2 separate regions of the Mus musculus genome follow, and region 1 is linked to region 2. The links are chromatin loops, found by intact Hi-C in ENCODE. Cell type or tissue: heart. All regions are shown on one strand. Links, peaks and the distances in the headings refer to the core of each region. The heading gives the core; the rest is flanking DNA.

What was found. A loop is a pair of places that touch in the nucleus more often than their neighbours do. Peaks named below come from ENCODE experiments on the same cell type or tissue, not always from the same donor. Only the 100,000 strongest peaks of a DNase experiment are listed, where the experiment ranks them.
Region 1: a loop joins it to region 2, with 2.5 times the contacts of the local background. A loop is called at or near these places in 3 of 42 quality-filtered maps.

The regions. Positions count from the first base shown.
Region 1 is chr5:66,891,666-66,900,002 of GRCm38, reverse strand. All of the region lies in intron 3 of Limch1 (LIM and calponin homology domains 1), which reads right to left. Gm52776 (a long non-coding RNA gene) reads left to right here and starts at 5,792. Exons shown (of 3, transcript XR_003955744.1): 1 at 5,792-6,019. It also overlaps the pseudogene Gm6517. In heart, for the core only: no CTCF peak of the experiment used is centred there; a DNase peak (open chromatin) is centred at 4,072; H3K27ac peaks cover 369 bases; H3K27me3 peaks cover 444 bases.
Region 2 is chr5:66,943,490-66,951,826 of GRCm38, reverse strand. The region is part of intron 3 of Limch1 (LIM and calponin homology domains 1); the gene reads right to left. Among named protein-coding and RNA genes, the nearest start is that of Gm33040, 52 kb to the left of the region's middle. In heart, for the core only: no CTCF peak of the experiment used is centred there; DNase peaks (open chromatin) are centred at 3,696 and 8,106.

The DNA.
Region 1 (8,337 bases), core at 111-8,110, 52 kb after region 2:
CCCGCTAGTTGTATAGAAGAATGCCAGCTACTAACAAAACACACCGTCACCTTCTGAAAGATAGATTTTATGAAAGGCTGGGGGTTATGAGGAATTGCATTCCGTTTGTTCAGCAAATATCTACTGAATATCTATGTACCAGGTGCTGAAAATGCTCAGGCTGGCATTGGACCTACATGGCTCTGTTCCCGCTGTTTCTCTAGTTACTATGTATCTTATCATCAAAAGGAGAAGCTGATGAATATGCTACTCAAGGCAACCTGGAAAGCAGGTTCTCTTTGATGTTCTTCCCAAGGAAACTTCCCTTTAGCTTTTCCTAGGACTCTCAAAGAACCATCCTGGGGACATGCAAGAGGCTAGAGAGATGGATGACTGGGGACCCGAAGGAACACAGGGAAGTGTATAGCATGAAGTCACAGGGTCTGTTTCTGTCCTAATGCATGTCTTTGCATGTCTTCCTTCCCCGACTAAAAGGGAGGGCTGAAAGAGCGGTGTGGATATCCATATCCCTTCTTTAGCTGGGTAAGCTGGAAGAGTAATGGCCATCCCTAACACTCAACAAACCATCAGAGAAAGCAGGTTGCTGAGAGCGGCTCACACCCATAGGCAGACTCTCTAGGTTCCAGGCAGCAACTTCAGGTAGCCCCACTCATGCAGTGCAGAACCAACAGTCCCTTCTTCCCCCTCTGCTGAATCAGCCAGGCTGGAAGGATCCAGTGAGGACGGTTATAGCCTCTGGAGATATTTGGTTTAACTTGGCACCACGAAGGAAATAACAGTAGTTCAGGGAGAGAATAAAAATGAGGAGTTGGCAGAATAAAGGTGATAAAAATAGATTTTTCCAACTCCTCGAAGATGAATCATTTTGTCACAGTGATTCGTGAAGCTGTTTCAGTTTGGTTTTCAATCCAGCCCCATAAATTTGATGAAGAGAAATTTCCTTCCCTCGATAGCCAGTGCCATGAAGTGTTCAGCGTTCAGACAGCTTTGACGGGGTTTTATTAGAAAACCTCTCAGGGTTACCCTCCAGTCCTTTCTATGCCTGCTATAAATACAGATTGTGACTGATGGTCAAGGACCAGTCAGGGATGCAGCCCTTGAATCCAGAGCCACTGCTTTTTCCTCCCTGGCCACTTTTCTCCTCAATTCTTTTTGTTGCCAGAAAATGAGATTTTTTTTTTACAACGCATAGCAAGGCAGCTGAGACAACAGAAGAGTGAGAGAGAGGTCTCAGGTGAGAGGTACCTCCTGTATGTGTAGACACATCCCTCATGGCACCAAATGGTGCAGTATTGGGGTCTACACATTGCCCCACATTGCCTCCTTCCTTCTCCCCTGGACATTGATCATAGATACTTTCCAATAACAGATTTACTCACCCCAGCATGTCCTCACACTCTGTACTGAGCTCCTGCAGACCCACACAGGGAGGTGGGGGGGTGTGCAGCTCCCCTCCTGTGAGCCCCTCACAGCAGTCCAGATGTTCCTACATTCTCTTGCCCAGCAAGATCCTCACTACCATGGAGCCCTGCTTGGAGCAGAGCAGGCAGGCTGCAATAGCTGGAATGCTGATGTGGAGGGGAATGAAGTGTGAGAGAGCTGATTGCCACACCTATTGGGAAAGGAGGTGGGGATTCCGATCCCTCCAAGGAAGAGGAGGCAACACCCCCAGGGATCCAGAAGCCCAAATACTATCCTAAAAAGAGAACATGGTGACAGCCTGTAGCACACAGTAGGCTTGCAATATTGTCAGCCATTCTGGAACTGGACTAAAATCAGTGTGACTGGCCATTAGGCTTCAGGTTCTAACTCTGAGACAAACCAGCTGCAGTGTCCCGGGCCAGTTATCACCTTCTGAGCCTCAGTTTCCCCATTTATAAAACGATAGTGTTGTTAAACAGGTAGAGGGCCCCTAATCCTGCAACCATGAAAATAAACACAAGCTTAAGAAATAAGAAGCACTGCTATGATTTACTGGAAACATACCATCCGCCATCATCTTAGGCATTTAATGTGTGTCAGCTTGCTTGGTCCCACAATGCTGAGATGAGATTTATCAGCTTTTATTTTATAGACGAGGAAACTATCACAAGCTCTCCGTGAATCCCCGTGAACATAAAAGATCATCATATCCATTCAGTGTTTTGAATTTAAATGGTGGCATTCAATCTCTGTGCCTGGAATTGAGGTGACATCTGAGAATGGAATCCAGCCCTGTTGGATGACTAATGTGTTTACAGTCTCTGCTGGTGTAATTCTGAGATACCAGTATTTATGGTTATAGTCGCTCTCGCTACTGCAGAATCCATTTTCCACCTGTTGTTTTTTATTAAAACTCCATAAAGGCCATGAAATATTTCTTTGTACAGATTCTAAAAACAGGGTCCTGAAATATGTGAACTGAAATTCTGTGTGTGGATTTACTGTTTGGAATTTTCAGGTGCCATAAAACACAGTGTTTATGACCAATCTATCACTTATAAAAAGTTTATTAGATTGATAGGCCGGCGGACTCTGGTATCCTGCCATTTATTGACACCAATACATCCTATGGTAGGCTGGCGTTTAGCACTTATTAATAACTCCTGTGTTTCCACTCTTTCCTTGCTTTGCACCCTCCTTAATCATTATCAAATTTATTGTCATTTACCCTACTTTTTAAATAAAATAATTTAGAGAGAGTTTTTAAAAAAAAATATACAGAAGAGTTGCAAAAGGAAAAATAGGTTCAGTACAGCTAAGATCTCACATCTCAGTGCCTAGGATCACCATGGCAACTGGGGAAGAGATTCTGGCCGAGTGCTGGAAACTAGAATCTGGGTTTCAACTCTTTGATACCATCTAGGATAGCACATTACACTTTCAGCAAGTCAGGACTTACCTTGTTTCTGAAACTTGCTTTAAAAAAAAAAATGACCTTGGCAGTCGTGAAGAACACTGTCAGGAATCTTGTAGACTGTTTTTCTACTTGACTTTGCTATTTTTTCCCTCATGCTTAGCTATGTGAGGAGGACCATTAAAGTTAAGTCCTATTTTTACAACATTGTATCCCTCACCCTGCTTTTGTTTTCTTCTTCTTCTTCTTCTTCTTCTTCTTCTTCTTCTTCTTCTTCTTCTTCTTCTTCTTCTTCTTCTTCTTCTTCTTCTTCTTCTTCTTCTCTTCTTCTTCTTCTTCTTCTTCTTCTTCTTCTTCTTCTTCTTCTTCTTCTTCTTCTTCTTCTCCTCCTCCTCCTCCTCCTCCTCCTCCTCCTCCTCCTCCTCCTCCTCCTCCTCCTCCTCCTCCTCTTCTTCTTCTTCTTCTTCTTCTTCTTCTTCTTCTTCTTCTTCTTCTTCTTCTTCTTCTTCTTCTTCTTCTTCTTCTTCTTTCTTCTCCTTCTCCTTCTCTTCTCCTTCTCCTCCTCCTCCTCCTCCTCCTCCTCCTCCTCTTCCTCCTTCTTTTAACTTTATATGGGGGCTGGGGAAGACTGACTATACTTTCCAGGCTGGTCTTGAACTCCTAGCCTCAAGTGACCCTCCTGCCTCCTCTCCTTGGGTAACTAGGACTACAGGGTTGTGCTGCTATGCCTGTTAGTCATCACAGTTTTAAAAACTATATTTAAGTCGAACAAAAGACTTAAGGCAGTGGTTCTCAACCTGTGGGTTGAAACCCTCTAGGGGTCAAACAACCTTTCTACAGGGGTCACATATCAGATATCCTGCATATCAGATATTTACATTACAATCCATAACAGTAGCAAAGTTATAGTTTTATAGTTCTGAAGAAGCAACAAAAATAATGTTACGGTTTAGGGGTCACCACAGCAGGAGGAAGTGTATCAGAGTCACAGCAGTAGGAAGGCTGAGAACCACTGCTTTAAGGTAGGCAAAATTGAACTCTGGAAGAACAAGTTAAATATCAAGGCCTTTACTTGGTTATTGCATATTATACATTGTTGAGAGGGCGAAAATGAGAGAAATTAATGTTCCATTTTTAGATCAATGTAGAACCAAGCTTCTAGCAGGAAGCCACTTAATGATCAGATAGGTGTCTAACAATTCTTTTGAAACGCCGGCCAAGACAAACTTCCTATGAAAACAGTCTCAGAGGAAGACGCACTGGAAGGGCAATGCTATCCCAGCCAAGCATGGTCTACTGCTCGTGCCTTCAAGTGGTTTGGGACGTGTTTTTGTTCTTGTTAAACTGTAGAAACCCCATGAACTTGAGTGGAAAGTCATGTATAAGAATTAGTTCCACAGAAATTTCGTTATGCAAGCCATGACTATGAAAAACAGGTAAGACAAAGACCAAAACATGTGTCCCTGTTCTTGTATGTTTTCCCTCACAGATCATACTTGAAGCTTTTATTCCCAAAGGGGAAGAGCAAGGAAGTGATGTAATGTCACAGGCTGCTGAACTCTGCCCAGGGAACGATAAGGGAAAACAACTGAGCTCTTTCTTCAAAGAAAGATTTGGGTCCACCCCCACCCCAGAAACAGGAAGAAGAAAAAAACCTAAGGGAAGATTTAAAAAAAACTTACAGAACTTTTATATGTAACTCCTGTCTTTGTGGGGACACAAAAACGATCATGGAAACATGTTAGGAAAATAATCTATAGTGCACAGAAAGACTATCAGACGTCAGGTAGTGACTCCAGTCACTTAATACATATGAGTAAGAATCTAGGTGCTTGGCTGCTTATCCACTGTTATGGGTTAAATTGTATCCTCCATCAGGTCCCCCTAACCAACTCCTTGTAACTCAGAATGTGACAGTATTTGACTTTAAAGAGGTCATTACGCCATAGGAAATCCTCTGCTTGGACCCTAAGCCAAGCTGCGATGGTGTCCTCCTAAAAAGTGGAAATGCTGACACAGACAAGCATGTAAAAAAGTACAAAAGGATGGCCATTCAGAAGAAACCAGGCCTCATCCCAGCTTGGATCTTGGACACTCATGGCCCTTCAGAATTGTGGGAAAATGCATTTCTATTGCTCAAGCTACCCATCGTGTCATCGTGGTAGAAGAAACCAACACACTTGCCTTCCACTAACAGTAAAAGTCATGGGATAGCAGCCCTTAGAGCATCAGCCAGGTGGGTACTACCTAACAAGCTGTCAACCAGTTAGGTGAAGGACTTTCAAAGTCTCCATCTGGCATGCTTTCAAAGCTAAGTCCAACACTTCATGACTTCTCCAGTGGCTTCAAGTCCCTTTTGTCTCTCTCTCTCTCTCCTTTTTCTTGTGTCCCTTCAGGACTTGTCAAGCAAAGCTAAGTCCAACACTTCATGACTTCTCCAGTGGCTTCAAGTCCCTTTTGTCTCTCTCTCTCCTTTTTCTTGTGTCCCTTCAGGACTTGTCAAGCGCACCCAAGGATTAAAAACTACAATCAGAGGGAGGGATTCAAATTTTGTGGTTATAGGAAAGGAAATTAATTTGGTTTTTGTGCACACTTTAGCATGAAGATTTAATGTCAGAATTTTTCATTCACTAACAGAGTCAAACTTTTCTCATGTTCCCCCTCCAGGTTTCAATCTAACATGTCCTTTACCCTGCCAGACATCTGCACATGACTGTCTCTTAGAGACAGCCAAGTCGGTGTGTCCAAAACAGAATTGATATTTGTTCTTGGAGGCCACTTCTCATCCCCTGTTCCCATGATTCCTATTAAGAACATTAGCATGCTCCAAGTTTCTCAGGTCCCAAACATAAATGTCATCTTCCTAGCATTATTTATTGTGTTTTTACCAAGTCCAACATGTACATATTTTTAACATCTGAAATAAAGTTGCGTCTTTCCATTGCTGGTGCCTTACCATTGTGTCATAATTGAGTTGGCAGGTGGCTTTTATTAGCTAGACCCTTACGAATGCTATGTCTCATAAAATGATGGCTTACTGTGTTTGGAGACAAATTCTGTCTTCCCATGTCTGTTCCCCTTGGCCCTTCATCTAGGCTTAGGTGTGTATCAACTCTCATCGGGATTTCTCGTCTCCTAATCAACTGATGCTTGGTTTCTTCCCATAGCTGGCTTCCTACACTTGTAAGTACTTAAATCTGAACTGTCTCCCTAGAGTTCATGTGTTCAAAGCTTGGTCCCTAGCGAAGTAGTACTAAGAGGTGAAACCTGGGAGGTGATTAGATCATGAGAATACTACCTTATACTTTGATGAAGTCATCACCGAATAGGTTATTAAGAGGTGAGGCCGAGAAGAGGAGGAGACAGGTTACTATAGACATGCCATTAACGGAAATGTTTTCACCAGTCTTTTCTCTGACTGTTTGCTTCTTTGCTGCCATGAAGATAGGTGTCTCTTCTGCCACACACTCCGGCTTCTGTAACTCTGCCCCCATCAAGCCCCAAGTAATGGAGCCATCCAACCTTGGGCTGAAGTCTATGAAACTGAACCACAATAAAACCTTTTTCCCTGTAGGTTTTTTGTCTCTGATATTTATTCACAGTGATGGAAAGCTAGAGAGCCCCACATAGATGCAGAGTTATCTGTAGCACAGAAGTCCTTTGCTTTCAGTAGGTCCAACTCCACCAAGATGGGATTTCTGGTCTCAATGTGCTCCTTCTGGTTCATTCCAAAACAATGAAGTCCAAAAAAATGACTTTTCTCAGAGACCCTTAGCTCCAGATAAGTCATATGGGAACACTGGTTGCTCTCAGATAGCATCTAAGCTCTTCTGGCTTGACCTTATACACTCCCAACAAGAAGATCTTTTCTACAACTCTGATGTGTCTTGTGTTCATAGGAGCGCTGGTCACACCTCACCTTTCCAAAGCAGATCTTAATCTCAAGTCACCTTCCTTGGTCATCCTCGCATATTAGACTTCATTAGCTCTCTGTAGCTTCCTCACTGTTAGACTTGTTTCTTTGCCTCCTGGGAGGACGACCTCTAAAACTTACGGGTTATGACTTATAGCAAAAGCAGATTTGTTCTTGGAAGACAAGAGAGAACAAACCATCTCTTCTTGGTGCAATGTGAACCACCTCTCCCCCCTCCCCCATGCCAAGGAAATAGTACCAAAAAACAAAACAAGGGACTAAGTTGGATCTCATACAAGAAGCTGTGCCAGAAAACTGTAATCTTTAAAGTGCTATGACACTATGGTCATGTCTCTTGAGGTAAATATTATTTGGGGATTTTTCTACCCCACCTTAGATCATTTAGTTCCCAAATAAAAGACGCAAAACCTTTATATTTGCAATAAGCCTTAAAGCATTTGAGCTGGGCAGATATCAACCCTCTATAATATTTTGTCTATTTCTCTGTCAATATTTCCAAGATATCACTTGCCATGTTACACCTGGGCTGATCCTACTCTAACTGGCTGGCCCTTGTGGCCTGGTGCTCACAATCCACCTACTCCATGGTGCCTTCTTCGTCCTCCTCTTCTCTCCCTGTGGTCTCTTTCTCTCCCCTCTACCTGTGACTCCCCAACCAGGTATCTGAAAATCCACCTACCTCCATTCCCTCCAGTAATTGGCTGTCATCATTTTTCTTTTTAACCAATAGTTTTAAATTAAGGAGCAAGGTTTGCACAAGAGCTGGTATACTTGAGAATTCACTCATAGCATACATAGCCACAAATCAAACCTCAGTACATGTCTCCAGAAGAATAAGAATATTTACAGGTTAGTAGAAACGTTCCTCAGCTTACAAAGGGAATAAGTCCTGACAAACACATCATAAGTTGAAAATCCAATGAACACATCTACCTCACCAAACAGCACACCCGAGGACAAGGCACACAGTAGTGTGTGAGTATGATGTTTACTTATGTTGTGGCTGACTGAAAGCTGTGACTCCTGTTGCTGTCAGGATTTAGAAAGCCATACTGTGCATCTGCAGCCCAGGAAAATATCATCAAAGAATAGATCCTACTGAAAGGGCATCACTTTCACATCATAGTGATGTCAAGAAGGGGTGAGCCAAGCCAAGTGGAGAAAGAGTGTATGCACAATAATGTCAGCCTCTGTGACAGGTAGAGTCCCACAGCTCCCAAGGACCGCTCCTGGTTTTCAAGTCCTTACATACTTTCCTGGAGTGTGGGGTTGACTCAGTGTCTTGCTTTTAATTACATGTACGGCAGAAGTGACAGAGTACCACTTCAGAGATTAAGGTATAAAAGACAATAACTTCCACCTTAAGCATTTGTGTTCCCTCTCATCCTTCCTCCCCCACCTCCTTCCTCTCTGCCTCTCTCTCCCTCCCCCTCTCTCCTTCTTTCCTTCCTTCCTCCTCTCTCTCCTTCCTTCCCTCTCTTCATCCCCTCCCTCATGAAAGAGACTCTGAACTAGCAACTGCTCTAAGCCTCGATCAGGTTCCTAACCCATGGGAATTATGTGATAA
Region 2 (8,337 bases), core at 196-8,195:
AGCAACTTCCAAAGGCACTGATTGACTCCATCAGTTTGGAAACAAAACAAAACAAAACAAAACAAAACAAAACAAAACACCAAAAACAACAAAAAACCAATAGGACAAGAAGGAGTGTTAGTTTCAGGAATCACACCAATACAAAAACCTCTGGATGCTGAAAGAAACTAAATACCTGAACTCAGTGTGGTGATTGCCAGGTTCACTCCAGGTATTCAAAGAGAATGGCAAAAATGAGATTTTTAATTACCCAAGGTGTAGGCAGGACTCTCGGGCCCCTGAGAATCTCATCTCCAGATGTACACCCTAAGTAATCTCCCCTTGAGAACAAGTGAAAACCCACAGTCCTGATAAGGTTATGGCATTAAACAATCGCCTCTAAGTTAGCTGAGAGAAAGATTATCTGATTGGCAATGATACACGTAGGGATCTTTTAAACAGAAGGAGACACAAGAGTTCCTGCTTGGCCCCGAACACAACAGCTACCAAAGCTCGAATTCTGTTAACTGCCATGAGCTTAGGATAGGCTTGAAAAATGCACAGAGTCTCAGCCCTACCAGCATCTTGATTTCAGTACTGTGATATTTTGAGCAAAAATCCCAGTATCATCCTATCTGGACATCTAATCCATAGACAATGTGAGGTAATAAATGGGTATTGCTGTGAGATGTTAGTTAATGGTAATTTTTGATGTGACACTAAAAATTTAACATGCTTGGGCCCTAAAGAGCAATTATAGATAGTTGTTGACCTTTCTATAGCCCATACTATGGGACCAACATCATTCCAAGGCTGCATTTATTACATTAATTTATTTAATTCCCATGCTCCTTATCCTTGAGTGACAGATGAGTGATCTGCAGCCTAGAACAATAATGCAATGGTTCAAAATTGCAATCAGCAAGAGACACAGGTTGCAAAACAGTGGGGTATGTCTGATGAGTCTAAGGTCAGTACCACAGGACAGCTGGAGCTGTGGGGAGTGAACTGATCTCAGAGGGTCTTACAGATGGAGCTAACAGGCTGCAGGAGTCAGTGGCTGGATGTCTGAGAGCTGAGTACCCAACTGGCAACTGGAAGAAGACAGTTGGGAGCAGGGCTAGAAGGAAGTCAACAGTATGCAGAAAAGATGGGAGACCAGTGGGGAGACAGGGCAGCCCCTTCTAAAGTGGAGACACCTTCATCCCAGTGTGGTTTCCATCTTAGATGAGGCTCTGGGCTTCTTGTGGAGGCAGGAAGTGCCACCATTCACAGGCCCTGCACCACTCTGCACATGGCCTCTTTTGGACAACTGTGCACTTGCCACAACTGATCTGATGCTGTCCCGTATCTGATGTTCCTGGGCATTCTCTTCTTTAGTCACTTTCCACGTTGTTTAAATAATTAAATTTAGTAGCTCATACCTAACTCCTGAGTTTTTATTTTCTCAACGATATATTTTTCACTACAAAATTTTGTCCTGGAATAAATAAATCAAGGGAAGGATAAAGTGGTAAGAAATACATCAAGTCCCTTTCAAAGGACCCAGATTTTTCAATGTATACTTGGACCATTCTGTTATTAAATTAATTGGCCAATTACTTTCCTTTTGTATGTTGGGATAGGGTCTTCTTCTATGACCCAATCTAGTCTTGAACTCCATATGTAGGCCACCCCAGCCTTGGTAATCCTCCTGCCTTGGCCTCCCAAGTGATGATATTACAAGCATGAGTTACCATGAGTAGCCAGGGAATGACTTTAATTACATCTTTTCTTTTAATAAAGTTACTTTGCCTTAAGATTTCAATTTTCATTTGCAAAGTAAATCATTTTGGATTCCTTTTCAATTCCTTTTTCAGCTAGTGTGTGTGTGTGTGTGTGTGTGTGTCTGTCTGTCTGTCTGTCTGTCTGTCTGTCTGTCAGTCTGTCTGTCCTCACCAGCATTTCTATTTCTCAATGTACTTGAGTTCATCAACACACCAGCCCATTTGCTTTCTTTCAGATCTCTCCCAGTCTCAGAACATGTACCTTTCCTCAAATTGGACCACCGGGCTTCTCAGAAAGCAAAACTCTGACGCCTTCTCCCTAGAAGAGAGGTTCTCGATCTGTGGGTCATGACCCCTTTGGCAAAACTCCGTCTCCCAAAACTTGTACATTACAATTCATAATAGCACAAAACAGTGAAAATAACTTTATGGTGGGGGGGGGGGTCACCACAACATGAAAAACTGTCAGGAAGGTTGACAACAGATGTACTAGGACTTGGGGGGTTGCCACTGTAGTGGGAGAGCTAGTCAGAGAGGCATGGTGAATGAGAGTTCTTAATTGGTGCATTTACATAAATGATTGTTAGAAAAGCACGGAGAGATAATTAAAGGGATCACTAGCCCTAGCATTCATTACATAAAAGTTGCTAGAGTCTGTCTGAAAACTGGGAAAGTACTTCGTCAACTTGACACTCGAAACACACCCGTGAATTCTTCTAACACTGGCTTCGACTTTCAAATTTTAATTACTCAAGTCAAGAGAGCAGGTTCCAGATCAGTGACTGCTTTAGCAAGGAGAAGACTGGTCTGGTGGGTTTCCTGAGGCATGCGTAACGTGGATGGCACATTTGTAGCCTCTGTAGCTGAGCATTTACCCCAGCTGCTCCTGCTCTAAGCAGCGGGACATATCCTTTACCATCCAAATAACCCTATGAATTGGGCACTACTGTCTCCATTTCCCAGATGAGCAGTGGAGGAGGCACAGAGCACCTATGCATCACACAGAGTCAACCAGCTAGGACCAGGGCCCAGCTAACTCAGCACAAACATGGAAATGGGGTCTCTCCAGAGGAACAAACTCTAAGCCCCTGAGTAGCAATTCTTTTTCCACCTCTCTGGTTTCTAGTTGTTTATGCCTATTCATCCATCCTGAAATCCCCTTTCCTTTCCATCTCTCCCTCTTTCCCTCCATACCTCCCTCCTCCTCTCCATTTTTCTCTTTCCTGCTTTGCCTCTCACCAGAACACAAGTATGTTTCTCCATCCTCCCTCCCTCCCTCCCTCCCTCCCTCCCTCCCTCCCTCCCTCCCTCCCTCTCTCCCTCCCTCCCTCCATCCCTCTCTCCCTTCCTTCCTTTTCCCTTCATCTGTCCTTCCCTTTCTTCCCCCTCTCTCTGTCCTGTCTCCTTCTGTCTCTCTCCCATTCTTTTTTGGCTCTGAAACTCTTGAAGACACCACTGGCTCCGAGGCAGCCATGTCCAAAATAAGGCATACCCCTGCTTTTTGAGTCCACATCTCAGAGGAGTAAACATACTCTTTACTGGAGAAGGCAACTGCAAACAAGGCAATGACTAGTACAGATGCCAGCTGGGCTCCAATGAGCATCCGAGTGACTTTTGGCTTGAAGAGAGTGCCTCTCAGGAAAGTAAGAAAGTGAGCCGGCAATCTCTACAGATCATCAGTGACCACAATAAAGGACAGGCCTCTGACCAGCACGCAGTCCCCTAGGACTGTGGCATCCTGGATCTCAAGCACAAACAAGAAGGTGTTCTCTCGATGCAAGTTCCCAGATGCACACATGCTCCCTGGAACACAGCGCACTATTCAGCACACGGCCTGCAAACATACAAGCTCTGTATGGCAGCCAGCAGGAACAACTTGGGCTGGAAGATTTAAATAACTGCAGGTCTGTTTCCAACTCCTTGCTGTAACCTAATGATGCTGGAGAAGAGCCAAGCCCCAGTCAGACACAAAGCCAGAAGGAAGAGCCACCCAGCCAAGAACTAACAGAGGCCAGCCACAGGAGCAGGCAGGAAGGACCATGTTCTTAATTACACAGGAGGCATCCCGTCCTTTCTCATCCGCCTCTCCTACACACTGAGATGTCTCCACGTTACAGTTTCAAGTAAAGGCCACATCTTAGAAGCTCAAGTTCAGAACGAAACCACATAACTGTCTCGATCCCATAGGAGAAATGAGAGACACAGTTTACTACAATGACTTTTATATGTAAGTCTCACTTACACAGAGCTAATGATTCCACCAAGACTTGGTAATCTTTGGGGTTGTTTTTTAGGGACTTGAAAAAATTCATTGTTATGAAAAAACTCTGGTAAGCAAAGATATATGCTTCCCCCAAATCGTACATGAGCCTTAATTGAATTTCAGACTCTAGAAGGAAAATCAAATAAGGCTATGCAGTGAAATTTAATTAGTGAGTGCATGCCTTATTTTTAAGTATACATTGGGGTTGTTTAGGGTGTATTATTAAGGTTTCCTATAACACCACTTCTAAGTGGCTCAAATAAAATTGCATGTGTACGTCTGTGTGCACGCATTTATTTTCACATGTAAAAGAGGAAGGTCACGAGGGCATAAAACAGGAATGGAGAGGAGGGATGGGTGGGGAGACCATGAATGTTTTTCTGTGTTTAGAGAGAGGAATAATTTAAATAGCAAATTATTAAGAATTGGTGAGTATAGATGGGGTCAGAAAACGCTTTTTGTAAAGGGTCAGATGGTAAATTTCCTTGGCCTTGTGGGTCATATGGTAGACTCTTAAGAGCTAATTCAGTACTGTTGTTGTAACTGGGAAGTCCACACGTGAAAGCACATGTCTGTCTTCCAATACATGACACTTACACAGGCAGACTCTGGGCTGGATTTGGCCTACAAGTGATATTTAGCTCACCATGTCCCAGTTGAAGAATATTCAGTTATCCACTTAATATTCTAACATGTTTTCTTGGAGTTTTTTAAAACTAGGAGATAATGTGGGGAAAGCTTTCAGGTTTATAAAAGTAGATTCAGTCAAGAAAGGTCGGGACTCTGTTGACAGAATCAACTTTGCAAAATTTGATGGAGAGAGGCTGTTACCTCTGAGTGGATGACTGAAAAGCCACGGGAGCACAACCAGGTGCTACTGACAGAATAACTCTGACAGACTGTAAAGGACATAAGAGTCTCAGTTAAGAGAGACTTCCCCAAAGAGCCCACTTTCACCAGGCTAGTATTAACACATGGCTTTGAGCCACTGTTTATATAACTACCATGCAGTCACTTCTTGGTTAGGCCTCGGAGTGCTCCCATCCCACTGATGTGTGAGCCTGTCCAGTGGCTGGAAATGTTTTCCAGGGCGCTACTGGAGACCCGGCCTTACACCTTCCTGGTAACTCTTGTTCTGAAGATTTTAGAGCTCTATCCCTTCTCTTCCCTCTCTAAGATGGCCCAGCTCAGGATAACCCCAAATCCCAAAGTGTAGTTGTCTGTTGCAGGTAATATACATTCATTTAAATATTTAAATGTAATGTGCTAAGTAGCTTTCTAGATATTTTTAATGGTGAATAAAACAAAATATTCCTTAATCTTCATGATCCCTTACATATTTAGATTTTTTTCAAAATCCATATAAAGAGGGGAAAGCTAGCAGAGAGGGTAAAGGCTCTTGCTGCCAGGCGTGATGACCTTGGCCTGACTTGATTCCAGGGACCTGTGTAGTGGAAGGGGAGATCAGACTCCTACAAGTTCTCTTATCTATACGTACAACCGATCAATCAATCAATCAAACAGAAACTTTAAAACCATATATATATATATATATATACATATATATATATATATATATATATATATATATAGAGAGAGAGAGAGAGAGAGAGAGAGAGAGAGAGGTCTTGTATCAAATTAGCCATGGTGAGGGAACATAGACTAAAGCACATGGCATGATGGCTTTGGTGTCTTCAGTTAAAACCACAGCCTCATTTGCATTCTGGCTGTATTCTTGGTTAGACTTCTCAACCTTTCTGATCTTCCCATCTCTAATCTGTAAGGTGGGCGATGCTATCAGCCTTGCAGATGTGGACATCATAATTACAGGAAACATACATTAAGCAGCAGAGCCCAACTGTCTGGCATCTTCCAGTCAGTCATTACAGTAGCCCCCCCCCCCCCTTATCTTCAGGTTTGCCCTCCAAGGTTTCAATTATTCCCGTAGGCAGCTATGGTCTAGAAGTATAAAAAAATCCAGAAGTAAATCATTCATACGTCTTGCTTTGCATGCTGTTCTAGATAATGTGATAAAGTGTTATGCCATGCCAATCCGTTCTGCCCAACATGCGAGTCATCCCTTTGTCCAGTGTCCTCTCTGCAGCCATCTTGGTTGTCAGATCAGTTGGAGAGCCACCACAAGTTTAAGTAATCCTCATCTTAATTAACGATTGCCCTTAAAGCACAAGCATAACAGCACTGACAATTTCATTATAGTTTATTACCATAATCGCTTACTATTAGTTGTTATTAACATCTTACTATTTTATATACTAAACTTACCATTGGTATACATGTGCCTAGTGACATTTGCATCACTATGAGAGGATGCCTAATAGACAAAGTAAAGGAGGAGAGATTTACTCCTGGTTTCAGAGATCTCAACACATGAGGGTAGAGAAGCCATGGGGTTCCTGATGGCAGGAGTATGAGTTGGAAGCTCTTGGCATTAGAGTGGTCCAGGAAGCAGACAATCAATGGCAGGCCCATACCTTTCAAAGTCCTGCCTCTTACTACCGACCTACACATCATAGAGGTACCCTTCAAAGGGTCCACAGCCTCATGAAACAGCACCACCATTTAAGCTCAAAGCATAAGCTTGTGGAAGACAGTTCAGATTCAACCAGGATTCCATGTGTTGGGTCAAGGGTTAGCTAGCAATGGACAGGGTTTGGTATCACCTGAGGTTTCAAGCATCCTCTGGGGGTCTTAGACTGTATTCCCTGCAGAGAAGTGAGGTCTCTGTAAAGAGAAGGCATTATTAGGACATTTTCGTCCACTCGAGTCAAGGAAAGACTGGAAAGATGGAATGAGAAACAGTTTATGGGTCTAAGAAAAGAGGCACTGTGTATAGCCTACACACGAGAGATTTAAAAAAAATTAAAGTCCTGCTGCTGTTATGTGCTCATGGTTAGTCATCAACTTGACTTATGTAGGCAGCCTCGAACTTAGGAGCAGGCTAATGTATGCAAAGGTCATATGCAAGGTGGTGGTTGCCTGTATGTAAGTCGTCGCTTATAATTATTATACAGAAATAAATTCTTGAGCCGTCTTTCCTGATTCAGTCTAGAAAAGCCTACTCAAGCCAAAATGTATGTATTGGGCTATTAATTACATGATGGAGCAAAACCATGCAGTGGGAAGACGCACACACAAATGTCCAGTGTTCATTGTTGCTGCTGACAACAGTTGGATTACAGATCCCATCGGTCTCCGTCCAAGGAAGAGGCTTGCTTTGCCCTTGGCAATGCTTCAGGATGGAGGGGCTAGCAGGGTACTCAACTTAGTCCCTGGGGCACAGTCCACAGCCTCATCCGCACCCCCTGCTGCTCTCTTCCTTGCTCAGAAGGCAAACAAGAAACTTGCTCGTCACTTCCCTGAGCTGTAGGAAGCTTCCTCTGTCTCCTTGAGCCACCATAAGGGGCAAGTGGTTTCCTGGTCATGACTCAGGCACCCAGCCATTAGTGGACCCCTTTCAGTGGGGCAGACCCACTTTCCTTAGTTTCATCTTGTACTCAAATAGAAAAAAATCAACATGGTTTGCAGTTCAGGGAAAATGCAAGTGGCACACACTGAGGCTTCCGACAAACTCATTATGGCCAGGTTTTTAAAATGCAATGCATAAAAGCACATCTCTGTGACTTTCAGTTTCTGTAAGATGGAAACTACAGAATGTAAACTGCGATTGCCTGCGGTGGATTTATCATTTGAATATAATGTCTATAAAACATGCTTGCTGTAGAACCTTAAAAAGCAATAGGATAGATCGAAAAGATTTGGAAGTATATCAGAGAAGACCAGATCTTGTTGGAAAATCAACAACCAAGATTAATGTGACTTTTCTACTCTACTTATAAAAGCCTTTTTAAAATGTCCAGGGTTTTTTTGTTGTTAGATTTCCTACCTCTGAAGCAAACTCCACTCAACAGAAACACAATTAAAAAGTTCAAAACGTAAGGAATATATTACCAAAACATCTCCAGGAACTTATCCCATAATTAATAGAACACGGGGGGTTTCCTGCATCTGCTGTGTTCTCAGTTACTACCCAGTCGGCACAGGATCCAGTCTAACTCCTGGGATTGGCTGGGGTCCAACAACAACCAACACTCGCTAGACTGTCGATGCATTTTATTTGCCAGGAACACTTAATGAGGATACCAGTCCTTCCACCGAGAGGAAAGCACAACCCGTCACACCTGGGAGATTTTAGGGAATTGAACCAGAAAGGTGGCATCTGGATGGCTTGATGAAGTAAAAGGAAGAAAAGAAAAACCTTGGATGGGAGATGAGCAAAGGCATGGTAGGGTTCAGAAGAAAGAATGGAGG